Regions from separate parts of the Homo sapiens genome. Here region 1 is linked to region 2. Evidence: chromatin loops called from intact Hi-C (ENCODE). Cell type or tissue: endothelial cell of umbilical vein. All regions are shown on one strand.

Region 1 (2,500 bases), 160 kb after region 2:
GAAAGTGTCTGAGACAGGTCTCAATCAGTTTAGACATTTATTTTTCCAAGGTTAAGGACACGCCCAGTAGAGAGGTCTGTGCCTTTCTCTAAAGATGACTTTGAGGGCTTCAGTATTTAAAGGGGAAAGCAGGCTGGAGGGGAAAGAAGGAGGGTCTGGAAATCCACATATTGCAAGAGAAAAAGAGCAGGTAGGGAAATTATGTATTCGATTATGTATTCGTCTCACGCTCTGTAACTTTACATAAGATAAGGTGAACACAGAGTGGCTACTCGTGGAGATACCTGGCCTTTTATCTGTGGCTCTCTGCTTACGAACAAAGGAAAGGCAGCTTGTTGCATGACTCAACTTTCAGCTTAGTTTTTTCCTTTTGGCAGAGTGAATTGGGGTTTTCATTTTCCTTTCACACTTTCTATACCTTCTCTTATTGAAAATGAGGTGGTTGCTGTGATCTGCATTTTACAGATGAGAAGCTGAGGCTTGAAGAATAGAATCACCACTCACAATCCAGGATGGGAAGTCAGAACCAGCTGAACCAGCGGCTAGCCCAGCCTCTCTCCCTCTCTCTCTGTTCCTCTCTCTTTCTTCTATCTCTCTATGTTTCTCTCTCTCACCGTTTCTCTCTTCTGTCTCTCTCTCTCTCATCCTCTCTCCTCCTCTCTTTCCATTTTGTTTCTCTTTTCCTTGGCTTTTTCTTCTTTCTTGAATTTTTAATGAAGTATAAAAAGTATACAAGGCCAGGCACGGTGGCTCATGCCTGTAATCCCAGTACTTTGGGAGGCTGAGGCGGGTGGATCGCGTGAGCTCAGGAGTTCGAGACCAGCCTGGGTAACGTAGTGAAACCCCCTCTACAAAAAATACAAAAATCAGCCGGGCATGGTGGCACATGCCCGTAGTCCAAGCTACACTGGAGGCTGAGGTGGGAGGATGGCTTGAGCCCAGGAGGCGGAGGTTGCAGTGAGCCGAGATTGCATCACTGCTTCTAGCCTGGGTGACAAGAGTGAGACCCTGTCTCAGAAAAAACAAAACAAACAAACAAACAAAAAGTATACAAATAAAAGTGTTCAGTTAGTCCAGTTTTCACAAATGAGCACACCCATGCAATCAGTACCTGGGTCAACAGCAGGACCATGCATTGCCTGCACCTCCAAAATCCACCTTGGTCTCCCTCTCTTCACTACCCACAAGATAATCACTATCCTGACTTCTAACAGATAGATCCATTGTACCTGACCAGAGGCAGCAGCCATCACCTGGAGACTTGTTAGAAATGCCCCATCCCAGACCTACAGAAGCTCTGGGAGTAGGGCCCAGAAATCTATTTTAACAAACCTCCCATCTCGTTAAAATCAGACACAGCTCCAGCTCGGGGGAGGACAGCAGTGATGTGCTGCTGCCTCCTTGTGGCATTTCCATGCATGAACAGCCGAGAGGCCACCTGCCAGGAGGAGGCTGTCTTCAAGGGGCAACTCCAACAGCCTCCCTGGGAGGTACCCCTCGACTTTCTGCCTAGGAAAGGGGAGGCAACCAATGGCCACCATGTGTCAGGTGCTAACGAAAAGGCCACCTGCCTCTCCATGGCTAAAATGTGGTCTAGGGTCTGAGGTGCATTCTCAGCCATCTGATTCTCAAGAATTCATCTTTTTTCACTTCCACTGACATGAATTATGACATCAGGGAGAACCCAAGGGCAGAAGTAGGGGCCAAGTCCTCTTCATCACCTCCAGGTTGGCTGACAAACTTGGTTGCAAGTGGCCCCATCACACTGGCCTGGTCTTTATCTATGGCCCCTTTGTCAGAGGCGTTAGACCAGAGCAACTCCATTTTGAGTAGGGGCTGGGTAAAATAAGGCTGAGTCCTACTGGGCTGCATTGCCAGACGATGAGGCATTCTAAGTCACAGGATGAGATGGGAGGTCGGCACAAGATACAGATCATAAAGACCTTGTTGATAAAACAGGCTGCAGAAGCTGGCCAAAACCCACCAAAACCAAGATGGCGACGAGAGTGACCTCTGGTAGTCCTCACTGCCACACTCCTACCAGCGCCATGAGAGTTTACAAATGCCATGCCAATGTCAGGAAGTTACACTCTATGGTCTAAAAAGGGGACACATGAATAATCCACCTCTTGTTTAGCATGTCATCAAGAAATAACCTTAAAAATGGGCAACCGGCAGCCCTGAGGGCTCTTCTGTCTATGGAGTAGCCATTCTTTATTCCTTTACTTTCTTAATAAACTTGCTTTCTCTTTGTGGACTTGCCTTAAATTCTTTCTTGCAGGAGATCCAAGAACACTCTCTTGGGGTCTGGATCAGGACCCCTTTCTGGTCACACCTCCACTGCCCAATGCCCCCTCACCACTGGCTTTCATGAAAAAGGTTTTAACGTCTTCGCTGGGCCAGGTCTTTTCATCCAGTCTCTGTTGGATGGCCAATAACCTAACGTGAACCTCTTCAGCAGCTTCTCCCCTGCCCTGAAGCCAGCAGGGGTGGGACACAG
Region 2 (2,500 bases):
TTTTAGTTCTAGTCAGATCCAAACAAGGACCTCACATTACCATACTGCTTTTTCTTGACTCATCAGTTTTTTGTTTGTTTTTGAGACAGTCTCGCTCTATTGCCCAGGCTGGAGTGCAGTGGCACCATCTCAGCTCACTGCAACCTCCACCTCCCAAGGTTCAAGTAGTTCTCCTGCCTCAGCCTCCCAAGTAGCTGGGATTACAGGCATGCGCCACCATGCCTGGCTAATTTTTGTATTTTTATTTTTGAGACGGAGGCTGGCCGTCACCCACGCTGGAGTGCAATGGCATGATCTCGGCTCACTGCAACTTCTGCATCCTGGGTTCAAACGATGCTCCTGCCTCTGCCTCCGGAGTAGCTGAGATTACAGGCACCTGCCACCACGCCCAGCCAATTTTTGTATTTTTAGTAGAGATGGGGTTTTGCCATGTTGGCCAGGCTGGTCTCAAACTCCTGTCATGCAGCTGGTTTTGATCAGACATCCTGTCATGCTTTATTTGGCCATTCACAATCAATAATAAAAGACTTCTTTAAGGGGATAGGTCTCAGTTCATCTGTTTGTCCCATAGGCCTCTGCCCTGCCTGGGAAGCTGCTGGGTACTGGAAGGGTACTAAGGTACTAAGTGGAAGATGCTTTAGGGCACATGAGCAGGAGCAGCAGTTAGACTGAGGGCCCTTCACGTGTTAGCATAAGGAGGCCAGTCTCTTACTAGAAGCCCTCGATCAATCCTAGGCAGTTCATTCAATTTATTTAAAGAGGCCTCCTGTCTTTGGCTGTGGTTCTGCAGAGCTTTTGGGCCCTCTGTGTGCTGCAGGTATGGGATAGAGGAGCTGGCTGGCACAGGACCTTCAGTGGATCCCTTAATTTTTTGGCCCTTCTGAATCTTCTCGACGCCTGCTGTCTTCAGGTTCAGAGCCTCCCTGGGGTCCCACACCATTCCTTGTCTCTCATTTCCAATGGTGCTTTCTTGTCCTTGTGCTCCAAACTTCAGCTTCTGTTGTCATACCTCTCTGAACTTTTTCTATCTTCCGGAAATTATTTGAAATGAAATCCCTTGTTCTCTAATGATCCTTCCTTCAGCAAAAAGGCCCAATTTGTAGTTCAGAAGACGTGGTGCTTTTTACAAAAAGTATGTTAATGTTTTACCATAGACTGGACTAAGTAGAGTGTGTGTGTGTGTGTGTGTGTGTGTGTGTGTGTGTGTGTGTTTAGAAAATATTTATTGAGTTTCCTATTTTATGCCAGGCACTCTTCTAGGCACTTGGGATAGATGTATTCAGTGAACCAAGGAGACATACTGTTGACTTTGTGGAGCTTACAGTCTGGTGGGGAAACACATGGAACGTGTACTTATAAATATGTTAAGGGTTATAAGAAGAGACATAGGAGTACCATGAGACCAGTACAGCAGGGGGAGCTAACGTGGCTCAGAGAAAAGGGCGCCCTAGGGAAGTGATATTTAATCTGAAATCTGATGGCTGAGTAGGAGTTAACCAAAATAAGAGGGAAGAGCCCTTCAAATTTGTATGTCAAAGTGCAGTAGCAAGTGAGAGTCTGAGACCAATAGAGAGTAGCAAGTGAGAGCCTCAAACCTTCTCCTGTTGGAGCACCAGGCTGTACTACCTCAGGATAGTCCCTTGCCTTCTCTGGATCTGGCATTCCTCACCCCTAAAATGAGGAGACCACATGCTCCTTTCAGCTGCAAAAATCAATGAGTCCAAGACTGTTTAAAGTTAAGGTCACTGTTTAAGTGAAGGTCCATCTCTCCCAAAACAGCTGTAGTTGGAAACTTATCTCAAGCTGGTGGGAAGTGGTTTGAAAAAAGGCAGGGAGGGGACAGTGTGATATCCTGCGAACCTATCCAGTTTCTAGCCACATAATCACTGGGGTCAGGCTTCTCTTCTCCTTCTGGCTCTCCTTCAGACACACCAAATCAGCAGTCCAAAGGGGACCACAAAGTGGATCCTCAGGACATCGAACCCTGAAGAAAAAGCAGCCACGTGTACTCCAAAACCAAAAAAATACGTTGAGCAATGTCTTAGTCATCTTTTGTGGGTTTGATTCCCCATCCCCCAAAAATGACTTAAGTTTCTGATTTCAAAACATTGTGTGTATGTGTGTGTGGTTTTTTTTTTGAGACAGATTATCATTCTGTCACCCAGGCTGGAATGCTGTGGCATGATCTCATCTCACTGCAACCTCTGCCTCCCAGGTTCAAGCAATTCTCCTGCCTCAGCCTCCCGAGTAGCTGGGAGCCTCCTGAGTAGCTGGGACTACAGGTGTGCACCACCACGCCCAGCTAATTTTTTTGTGTTTTTTTTAGTAGAGACAGGGTTTCACCATGTTGGCCAGGCTGGTCTCGAACTCCTGACCTCAAGTGACCTGCTCGCCTCAGCCTCCCAAAGTGCTGGGATTACAAGCGTCAGCCACCGTGCTTGACCAAGAACATTGTTTTAAGTGTAAGTGTGGTTCCTTCTCTGGGGCCTTACACCAGGAT

Evidence for each region. Hi-C counts contacts between places; a loop is a spot of excess contacts. Peaks named below come from ENCODE experiments on the same cell type or tissue, not always from the same donor. Only the 100,000 strongest peaks of a DNase experiment are listed, where the experiment ranks them.
Region 1: it touches region 2 in a loop (12-fold over the local background); 3 of 110 quality-filtered maps call a loop at or near these places.

The regions. Positions count from the first base shown.
Region 1 is chr20:44,732,153-44,734,652 of GRCh38, forward strand. All of the region lies in intron 3 of KCNK15-AS1 (KCNK15 and WISP2 antisense RNA 1), which reads right to left. Among named protein-coding and RNA genes, the nearest start is that of KCNK15, 12 kb to the right of the region's middle. In endothelial cell of umbilical vein, a CTCF peak has its summit at 1,409 (motif pointing left); a DNase peak (open chromatin) is centred at 1,379.
Region 2 is chr20:44,574,990-44,577,489 of GRCh38, forward strand. It overlaps a transcript of PKIG not described here. Among named protein-coding and RNA genes, the nearest start is that of PKIG, 6.3 kb to the right of the region's middle. In endothelial cell of umbilical vein, a CTCF peak has its summit at 1,410 (motif pointing right); a DNase peak (open chromatin) is centred at 1,422; H3K27ac peaks cover 643 bases.